Linked DNA regions of Homo sapiens: region 2 is linked to region 1. Evidence: read pairs that join two places in POLR2A ChIA-PET (ENCODE). Cell type or tissue: OCI-LY7. All regions are shown on one strand. Each heading gives the region's core, and the rest is flanking DNA. Links, peaks and the distances in the headings are about the cores only.

What was found. Peaks named below come from ENCODE experiments on the same cell type or tissue, not always from the same donor. Only the 100,000 strongest peaks of a DNase experiment are listed, where the experiment ranks them.
Region 2: POLR2A ChIA-PET joins it to region 1 with 5 read pairs; 2 of 35 experiments call an interaction of 5 or more read pairs at or near these places.

The regions. Positions count from the first base shown.
Region 1 is chr17:75,349,585-75,354,958 of GRCh38, forward strand. All of the region lies in intron 2 of GRB2 (growth factor receptor bound protein 2), which reads right to left. Among named protein-coding and RNA genes, the nearest start is that of GRB2, 53 kb to the right of the region's middle. RefSeq lists enhancers at 658-1,197, 1,198-1,735, 2,691-2,850 and a silencer at 2,504-2,832. In OCI-LY7, for the core only: no CTCF peak of the experiment used is centred there; DNase peaks (open chromatin) are centred at 743 and 2,637; H3K4me3 peaks cover 1,611 bases; H3K27ac peaks cover 3,854 bases.
Region 2 is chr17:74,979,260-74,984,633 of GRCh38, forward strand. It overlaps LOC124904058 (a long non-coding RNA gene), which reads left to right and starts at 3,135. Exons shown (of 2, transcript XR_007065906.1): 1 at 3,135-3,517; 2 at 5,008-5,374. RefSeq lists an enhancer at 2,743-3,692 and a silencer at 3,305-3,354. In OCI-LY7, for the core only: a CTCF peak has its summit at 2,998; DNase peaks (open chromatin) are centred at 3,132 and 3,622; H3K4me3 peaks cover 1,869 bases.

The sequences.
Region 1 (5,374 bases), core at 186-5,185:
ACTGCAACCCCCGCACCCTCTGCCTCCTGGGTTCAAGTGATTCTCCTGCATCAGCCTCCCAAGTAGCTAGGATTGCAGGCGCCCACCACCACGCCTGGCTAATTTTTGTATTTTAAGTTGAGACGAGGTTTGACCATTTTGGCCAAGCTGGTCTTGAACTCCTGACCTCAGGTGATCCACCCGCCTCAGCCTCCCAAAATTTGTAATCCTGGGATTACAGGCGTGAGCCACCACACCCTGCTGACTCAGACATCTGATGGCCACCCACTGCCTCACTTTGGATGATCATATTGGCAAAGATGAAAATAAGTTAATACTTAGTGATAGGGATAGTATCGGTGGGAATATAAAAAGGTATATGGCTTTATGAAAAGTAATTCGACTGTATGTATTAAAGATCTAATGTTCATACCTATTAACCCAGTAATGCCATTCTTAGGACTCTATCCTAATAAAACAACCAAAAAAAAAAAAATACATAGTCAAGACTAAGGGAGCAGCTGGGCACAGTGGCATATGCCTGCAGTCCCAGCTACCTGGGAAAGATCCCTTAAGCCCAGCAGTTTAAGGCTATAGTGTGCTATGATTGCACCTGTGAATAGCCACTGCACTCTGGCCCAGGCAATATAGCAAGATCTCATCTCTGAGGGGAAAAAAAAAAAAAAAAAGACTGAGTAAACAAGTATGAGTGAGTGCCTATTTTGAGTTAGGAGCTATGCTAGGTCCTGGGGATACAATTTTAAAAATGAGCCTTACTTTCAAAGAGCTGACAGCAGGGGAAGCCAAGTTCACTACAACTTCAGGTGTAAGTTCTATGAGTCCAGAGTGCTCTGTATGAAAGCACATCTTGGGGAGACCGAATCTAATCAATGCAAGGAAAGCTCACTTGGGCGGTAACATTTATTTATTTATTTTTATTTTTTTTGAGACGGAGTCTCGCTCTGTTGCACAGGCTGGAGTGCAGTGGCGCGATCTCGGCTCACTGCAAGCTCCGCCTCCTGGGTTCACACCATTCTCCTGCCTCAACCTCCCAAATAGCTGGAACTACAGGCACCCGTCACCACGCGCAGCTAATTTTTTTGTATTTTCAGTAGAGACAGGGTTTCACCGTGTTAGCCAGGATGGTCTCGATCTCCTGACCTCGTGATCCGCCCACCTTGGCCTCCCAAAGTGCTGGGATTACAGGCGTGAAGCACCGTGCCTGGCCACTTGGGTGGTAATATTTGAATGGAAACCCTCAGTGTAAGTAGGCTGTAGTGAGGCTTGGGGACGGGCATTGAGGACACAAATGAGAGCAAGAAACATTCCAGGCAGAGGAATGCGCAGGTGCAAAAGTTCTCAGGCAGGAAGGGATGTGGCATAGTCTAGGGGAGACCAGGGACAGAGAACTGAGCCCGACTGTGCAGGGCAGAATAAGGACTTGGGGAATTTGCTCATTAGGATGATGGTTCTGGCTTGTGTGTGGCACACGGCTCTGAGGGGACAAAGAGCAGCAGCAGGAAGATCAGGTGGAGAAGGGGTTACTGCAGGGAGCCAGGAGGGAGCAGACAGGAATTGAGATTAGGGTAGGGGGCTTCTGACTGTTTTGAAGAGAATCTAAAATGAACACTGAAAAACCCACATGCATTATTTTTAAGAATCTAAGTTTATCCCTCCCTCTCAAAAGATTCCCTCTGTACTTCTGTAGGAACAGGGTGCACAGGACCACACAGGATGAGACATCAAATTCCATGTCATATCATAGGCTTCTCAAAGTGAAAAAATTAAAAATTAGAGGAAGACGGCCAAGTGCTGGTGGCTGACACCTGTAATCTAGCACTTTGAGAGGCTGAGGCGGAAGAATCACTTGAACCCAGGAGATCAAGACTAGGCTGAGGGATATAGCCAAGACCTGTCTCTACAAAAAATAGAACAAAAAAGTTAGCTGGGTATAGTGGTGTGCGGCTGTAGTCCCAGCTACTCTGAGACTACAGTGGGAGGATCAGTTGAGCCTGGAAGGCTGAGGCTGCAGTAAGTTATGATCATGCCACTGCACCCCAATCTGGGTGACAGAGCAAGACCTACCTCCAAAAAAAAAAAAGTTTAATTATTCTCCACCATAAACAAAGACAAAGAGAAAGAAAATATATTAAAGGGATAATCCCTCACCTAGAAGGAATGATCCCATTCTTCGAGAATATAGGTGATATCTTAATTGTTGTACAATTAAAAACAGCTACACCAAACTGCTCATAACCAATTACCAATTCAAATAAATATATAGAAAATCTTTACAATCTATGAAAATTCTAAGTAGTACACTCTGACACATTTTATTCACTTATCACGTATAGTTACTTCACTTCAAAGAGTGACATTAGGGGGCTTACAAGACCCCAAGTACAGGCCTTTGCATTAAGAAAATGGACATCAGGGTTCAGGATATAAAAACCTTTTCCTAAGCATCTCTAATGGAATCGGAGACAAATATAACTATTGTTAACAGGCAGGCTAAATTAACTACCTCCTTTTGCTGCTAGACCAGAGGCTTCTCTAGTAATTAATTACCCAGGTCCTGGCCTCCTTCAGGCAGCTACACAGCTCAGGAGGAGCAGGTTCAGGTTCACTGGGAGGGCTGGGGGGCAGGGCAGCCGCAGCACAGCCCCTGCTCTTGGCAGGCACCATCATGAAGAGACAAGCTCAGCCTTGCTCCGCCTCTAGTTCTTTCTCTAAGCACCTACACGCTGCTCCATGTGAAAAATCAGCACTTTTGTCCCACAGAACTGTCACAACCTGCAGAGAAGAGAGGGACTAAGACGGCTAAATGATAGGATGTATTAACGCAAACAACAGGCTTGTCAGACCCGCAACTCCAAGTTACAAGAACAACTTCCTGATTTCATGTTGTGCTTAAAGGAGAAATGTGTGTACAATCCCATGATTCTGGGTCAGGCCCCAGTACCAACAGAACATCCACGCTCCCTGGAAATGGAAGGGTGACCAGGCATAAACGGTTCATTCTCCTGCTCACAATGACAAGTAGTTTCCCAAAGGAGAAAAGCGATCAGACATATTATGTGACAACTAAGATATCCCTACTGTTTGCAGCTACAGCCTGGTATCACTCAGCCTTTATGATCCCCTCTATGCAGTAAAAGTGTTTTAATGTCACGGATGTCTATGTATAATAAATCAATAATGATTAAGGCTATCAACTCTGAACTGACTAGCACCAAAATTTCCAGTTTTCTCTAGTTGAATTTTCATCATCAAGCTCACAAGACCGTTCTCTGGGAGAAAAAGTTAACTTGTTTTTTTTTTTTTTTTAAAAGACATAGTTGGCCAGGCACAGTGGCTCACGCCTGTAATCCCAGCACTTTGGGAGGCCGAGGTGGGTGGATCAGAAGGTCAGGAGATCGAGACCATCCTGGCTAACATAGTGAAACCCTGTCTCTACTAAAAATACAAAAAATTAGCTGGGCGTGCTGGCGGGCACCTGTAGTCCCAGCTACTCGGGAGGCTGAGGCAGGAGAATGGCGTGAACCCGGGAGGCGGAGCTTGCAGTGAGCCGAGATCGCGCCACTGCACTTCAGCCTGGGCGACAGAGCAAGACTCCGTCTCAAAAAAAAAAAAAAAAGACACAGTTGTACCTTGTATTCATGGGGGACTGGTTCCAGGACCCCTGCATATACCCAAATCTGTGCATACTCAAGTCCCACAGTTGGCCCTCTGCGTAAGTGGGCTGTGCATCCTGTGAATACTGTCTTTTTGACACACATGTAGACTGAAAAAAATCCGTGTATAAGCGGAACCATGCAGCTCAAACCTCTGTTGCTCAAGGGTCAACTGTACTTCCTTTACTGGTTGGGCTTCTGTATTTCCTCGAGTTTCTATGCCCTTAAAAAAAAAACCATTTTTACCGGGCGCGGTGGCTCACACCTGTAATTCCAGCACTTTGGGAGGCCAAGGCAGGCAGATCATGAGGTCAGGGGTTCAAGACCAGCCTGACAACACGGTGAAACCCCGCCTCTACTAAAAACACAAAAATTCGCCAGGTGTGGTGGCACATGCCTGTAATCCCAGCTACTCAGGAGGCTGAGGCAGGAGAATCGCTTGAACCTGGGAGGCAGAGGTTGCAGTGAGCCGAGACTGCGCCACTGCACTCCAGCCTGGGCAACAACAAAAAAAATTCTGGCCAGGTACAGTGGCTCATGCCTGTAATCCCAGCACTTTGGGAGGCCGAGGCAGGCGGATCATCTGAGGTCAGGAGTTCAAGACCAGCCTGGCCAACATGGAGAAACTCCGTCTCTACTAAAAATACAAAAAATTAGCCAAGCATGGTGGTGCATGCCTGTAATCCCAGCTACTTGGGAGGCTGAGGCAGGAGAATTGCTTGGACCCGGGAGGCGGAGGTTGCAGTGAGCCGAGATCACACCACTGTACTCCAGCCTGGGTGACAGAGCGAGACTCTGTCTCAAAAAAAAAACAAAAACGAAAGGGTGCGTGAGGGGCAAATGTTTTGAGTCCTTGCATGTCTGGAAATGTCTTGATTCTATGTTTATACTTGAAGGCTATTTCGGCTGGGTATAGATTTCAACAGAATCCTGGGCTGAACAGCATTTTCCCTCAGAACTTGGAAGAGACATTGTTTTCTGGTATTCAGAGTTGTACAAGCAAAGTTTATTCATGGTCTTTTTTTTTGGGGGGGGGGGGGAGATGGAGTTTCACTCTTGTCTCCCAGGCTGCAGTGCAATGGTGCGATCTCTGCTCACTGCAACAACCTCCACTTCCCATGTTCAAGCGATTCTCCTGCCTCAGCCTCCTGAGTAGCTGGGATTACAGGTGCCTGCCACCACAACCGGCTAATTTTTCTATTTTTAGTAGAGATGGGGTTTCACCACATTGCCAGTGCTTCTCGTAGGAACACAAACCCTACTGTAAACTGCTCACGCGAGGGATCTAGGTTGCCCGCTCCTTGTAAGAATCTAATGCCTGATGATCTGAGGTTGAACAGTCATCCTGAACCATCTCGACCCCCCACTTCCATGGAAAAATTGTCTTCCATGAAACCAGTCCCTGGTAGCAAAAAGGTTGGGGACTGCTGGATTCAAGAATTGCTGGAAGAGCCCACTGCAGTCTTCCAAAAGATGTGACAGCTATTATTCAAACTTCCAGAAAGAGAACAGTGAAAATAGAAGAAAAGACACTACGAAATGTTTTTTAAAAAGGAAAAACTTAACTTCTCATAGCTGATGAATATGAATTTTCAGATAGGAAGGGCGCACTGAGAACCCAGCCATAGTGAATAAAAACAGATCTATGGCCGGGCACAGTTCATGCTTGTAATCTCAGCACTTCGGGAGTCTCCCAAGTAGTTGGGATTACAGGCACATGC
Region 2 (5,374 bases), core at 275-5,274, 370 kb before region 1:
CAGCCTCCCGAATAGCTGGGACTACAGGTGTGCACCACCACACCCCGCTAATTTTTGTATTTTTAGCAAAGACGAGGTTTCGCCATGTTGGCCAGGCTGGTCTCGAACTACTGACCTCAAGTGATCTGCCGCGTGCCTCAGCCTCCCAAAGTTCTGGTATTACAGGCATGAGCCACCACGCCTGGCCCATGTCACCCTTGGTGCCTCTCTTCCTGCTACCAACCCCCCACCAACCCCAACCAATTCATCACCAAGTCCTATGGTGTTATCCATCAAACATATATATTGTATCATCCTACGGCCCTTCATCTCCCCCGCCCTCACCTTTGCCAGGGTCCCATAACCTCCCACCTGTAGCAGCCTCCACTCATCCCCTCTCCCACCTACTCTCTGCAGAACAGCCCAAGTAATTTGAACATGGAGCTCACATCACTCCCCCATGAAGACTCCTCTGAGCACTGCGTCAGGAGCAACCTCCAAGGCCCCGCAAAGTCTGAGCCTGCTTCTCCTCCCTTCAGTCCCTGGGTTCCACCCACGTGGGTCTTCCTTCATTTTTCTCAACCACTCTAAGTCTTTCTGCCCAGGATCTTTGTATAGTTTGTTCCTTCTGCCTGGGACATCCCTCCTCCCACTCCTCATGTGACTGTCCCCTTTTCGTCCTCCAGGGTCTTATCTTAAAAGTCTCTTTCCGGCCGGGCGCAGTGGCCCACGCCTGTAATCCCAGCACTTTGGGAGCCCGAGGGGGGTGGGGGTTGGATCACGAGGTCAGGAGTTCAAGACCAGCCTGGCCAAGATGGTGAAACCCATCTCAACTAAAAATACAAAAATTAGCCGGTTGCGGTGGCAGGTGCCTGTAATCCCAGCTACTCGGGTTGGGGCGAGATCATTCAGCTACTTAGGAGGCTGAGGCAGGAGAATCACTTGAACCTGGGATGCGGAGCTTGCAGTGAGCCAAGATCGTGTCACTGCACTCCAGCCTTGGTGACAGAGTGAGACTCTGCCTCGAAAAAAAAAAAAAAAAGTCTCTTTCCCTGAGAGATTTCCCAGCTCCACCATTGTTACTTCAGTCCCCCATGTTCTTAACACTATTGTAAATATTTTTGCTTTTTTTTTTTTTTTTGAGACAGAGTCTCGCTCTGTCGCCCAGGCTGGAGTCCAGTGGCGCCATCTCGGCTCACTGCAAGCTCCGCCTCCCGGGTTCACACCATTCTCCTGCCTCAGCTTCCCGAGTAGCTGGGACTACAGGCGCCCGCCACCATGCCCGGCTAATTTTTTTTGTATTTTTAGTAGAGACGGGGTTTCACCGTGTTAGCCAGGATGGTCTGGATCTCCTGACCTCGTGATCTGCCCGCCTCGGCCTCCCAAAGTGCTGGGATTACAGGCATGGGCCATCGTGTCCAGCCTATTTTTGTCTTTTTAATTGTTTGACATCTGTCTCTTCTACTGAAATTCAAGCTTCCCGTGAGCAAGGACTGAGTCCGTTTTGTTCTCTGTATCCTCAGCACTCAGCACCATGTCTAACACATCATAAATATTTATTGGACAAATGAATGACAATAACTCCTGGGCTTCCAGCTTGGGTGATTACAGGAGGAGGAGCCAGTTGATCACCCACTTTAGTCAATAGGAATGACACATTTTGGCCAACTCTTTCTCAGATTTATCTTTTTTTTTTTTTTTTTTTTTTTTTTTGAGATGGAGTCTGTCGCCCAGGCTGGAGTGCAATGGCACAATCTCGGCTCACTGCAACCTCTGCTTCCTGGGTTCAAGCGATTGTCCTGCCTCAACCTCCCTGGTAGGTGGGATTACAAGTGCTCGCCACCATGCCCAGCTAATTTTTGTATTTTTAGTAGAGATGGGATTTCACCATGTTGGCCCGGCTGATCTCGAACTCCTGACCTCGTGATCCACCTTCCTTGGCCTCTCCAAATGTTGGGAATACAGGCGTGAGCCACCGCGCCTGGCAGATTCATCTTTGATTAGTTTTAGGAGTTTTTCAGGCAGGGCAGGTGGATCTGACCTGGGGCAAAGGGATAAGGAACGCTGTGAATTGTGGAGTTAGGGGGTCATTGGGAAGAAGGCCGAAGAAGGAAGGCCAAGAAAAATGGCTTAGAACATTTCTTCATTCATTGGGAGACCTGCCATGTGCCAGCCAGAGTCCCTGCCCTCAAGGAGTTCTCAGTCTGCCGGGAAGCAGAAGGGTCCCACGCAGAGAGCCTCCATGCTGTGACGCGGCTGTGCTAGAGGCGGGGGAGCCCAGGCAGCCCTCAGCGGGCAAATGCACCTGGGGCTTCTCCCCAGGTCTCTTCTCCCAAGGCTGAGCCTTGACTGCAGGCTCCACCTGCCTCCCCAGCCAGAAAGGTAAAGTCCCTGCACTGGCATCCCCAGCCTGCCTTAGGAGCCCTGCCAGAGATGGGGTAGTGAGGGGCAAGGAATAGTTCCTCCAGGTGAAAACCGATAATAAGGCCCTAATAGTCACTGACCGTGCTCGGCAGACCCCAGCGCTGATCTAAGCGCTGGCGTGTATGAACTCATCGCACCCTCCCAACCAGCCCAGGAGGTATCAGAGGAGTAAGGTTGGATATCATCAGCACAAGTCTCCTAAAGGTCACCCCACTGATGACAGGCCTGGAGGGTTCACACTGCAGAGATTTGAGGTAGACATATGGAGGCATTTCCCGACCGCAAGAACCTTGAGAATCTGAAATAATGTACCCTTCAGAGCACACGATTGTCTGGAACAAACTCAGACGGTGCATGGGGGAGAGGGGGATGGGCAGCAGATGACCTCACTCCAATGTCCTGAGCGCCTTACCCCGCCAGGCGCTGACCTCAGACTGGTGGAGGGGACAGATGGGGCGAGATCATTCAGTACAGTGTGCGCCCAGCGCTGGAGCGAACATGTCCGGGGACAGGGAGGGAGGCGCCGCTTGCAGGGGTGTGGGGACTCGAGGAAGGTTTCCAGATGTCGCCCTATCCTTTAACCTCAACCCGAGATGTGCAGCGCGCGAGGTCGGTCGACGCCCTTCGCCTCCCGCAACGCCGCTGTGCGGTTGGGGGCGGTGCGGTCCCTCTGCCGCCAGCGCAGCCCGCGAGCCGTCACTTCCTGTGGGCTGGGCCGAGCCGGGCTGCGCGCGGAGGTAGGGGATGCAGGCTGGGGGTGAGCAGCAGCGACGGTGCCATCGGCTGTCGCATCGGCGTCCTCAGCCCCGCCCCGCGCCTAAGCGGCGCTCGCTGGGAGGGCCTGGCCATCTTCGCGCGGTGGCCGGGCGCTCCCGGGGTCCCCTGCCTGTGCCCCGTTCCCCCATCCAGAACCTGGGCTGGAGGTGCTAGGGAGCTCTGGGAGCCTGGGCTGCACGCAGGGAAGTGCTCTCGGCCGCCGGGGTCACAAGACTCCAGGGCTTCACAGTGCCCAAGGCTTGGTGGACATCGAGCCCACCGGGGAATCTTTGCCATCAGCGCCGTGTTTTGATGCCCGCGGCAAGGAACACCACGAAATAGGTTTCCTGACACTCAGGTGAGGTGCCAGGTCCTGGGTTACCAAGGTCAGGTCAGGTGGTCTGTACTTGCCACCCCTGGGTCGGCTCTCTACCCTGCTTGACTACATCACAGGAAAAGGCTGGAAATGGATCCGGGGCTTGTTGACCTGTAGCTCATGGAGGCTGAAGAATTTCCTCCTTGAAGGCAGACCTGATTTTCCTCCTCACGGAAGAGTTTAGGCCAGTCATAGGGTGTTTTTCTTCTATTTATTTTATGTTATGTTATGTTATGTTATGTTATGTTATGTTATGTTATGTTATGTTATGTTATGCTATTTTATTTTATTTTAGAGACAGAGTCTCACTCTGTTGCCCAGGCTGGAGTGCAGTGGGGCCATCTCAGCTCACTGCAACCTCTGCCTCCCGGGTTCAAATGATTCTCCTGCCTCAGCCTCCTGAGTAGGTGGGATTACAGGCGTGCACCACCATGTCTGTCTAATTTTTGTATTTTTGGTAGAGATGGGGTTTCGCCGTGTTGGCAAGGCTGATCTAGAACTCCTGAGCTCAAGTGATCCGCCCGCCTCGGCCTCCCAAAGTGCTAGGATTACAGGCGTGACCCACTGTGCCTGGCTTCTTCTTTAGTAAATAAACTATTTTATCAAAGTATAATATATCTTCAGAATAGTGCACACATCTTAAGTGTACAGTTGGGTGAATTTTCACAAAGTGAACACACCTGTGTAACCAGCACCCAGCTCAGGAGATAGAATTCTCCTGAATGGGAGTTAGTGTTTAATGGTACAGAGTTTCAGTTTTACAAGATGAAAATAGCTACGGAGATGGATGGTGGTGATAGTTGTACGTTATAAATGTATTGAATACCACTAAACTGTACACTCAAAAATGGTAAATGGTAAATCTTATGTGTGTTTCACCACAATCGTAAAAAAAAAAAAAGAAAAAAGATCAGCTGGGTGTGGTGGCACAAGCCTGCAGTCCCAGCCATTTAGGAGGCTAAAGCAGGAGGATCACTTGAGCCCAGGACTTTGAGGTTACAGTGAACTATGATTATGACACTACACCCCAGCCTGGGATCCCATCTCAAAAATAAGTTTAAAAAATTTTAGAAAAAGATTCCCAGCCACTTAGAATTCTCCACATGCCTTCCCAAAGCCAAACACTATCTTGATTCATTTTGCCAGTTTTTAACTTTATTATTATTTATATTTTATAGAGACAGAGGGTGGCTGTGATGCCCAGGCTCGTCTCAAACTCATGGCCTCTAGTGATCCTCTTGCCTCACCCTTCCGAGTAGCTGGGATTCCAGACACATGAACTTTATTTTTATTTTTATTTTTTGAGACAGAGTCTCGCTCTGTCACCCAGACTGGAGTGCAGTGGCGCAATCTCGGCTCACTGCAAGCTCCACCTACCCAGTTCACGCCATTCGCCTGCCTCAGCCTCCTGAGTAGCTGGGACTACAGGTGCCTGCCACCACGCCCAGCTAATTTATTTTTTATTTTTTTAGTAGAGTCGGGGTTTCACCGTGTTAGCCAGAATGGTCTCGATCTCCTGACCTCGTGATCTGCCTGCCTCGGCCTCCCAAAGTGCTGGGATTACAGGCGTGAGCCACTGCACCTGGCCATGAACTTTATATAAAATGGAATCATGCAGTGCTGTGATAGAATCATAACCACTAAAGATATCCACATCCTAACCCCCAGAATCTCTGAATATGTTACCTTGCCCAACATAAGGGACTTTGCAGATGTGATTTAGTTAAAGACATTGAGACAGGGAGATTATGCTGTATTATTCAGTGTGCCCAGTTTAAGCAGAAGAGTCCTTTATAAGAGGGAGGTGGAAAAGGTAAGAGTGATGGGATGTGAAAAAGA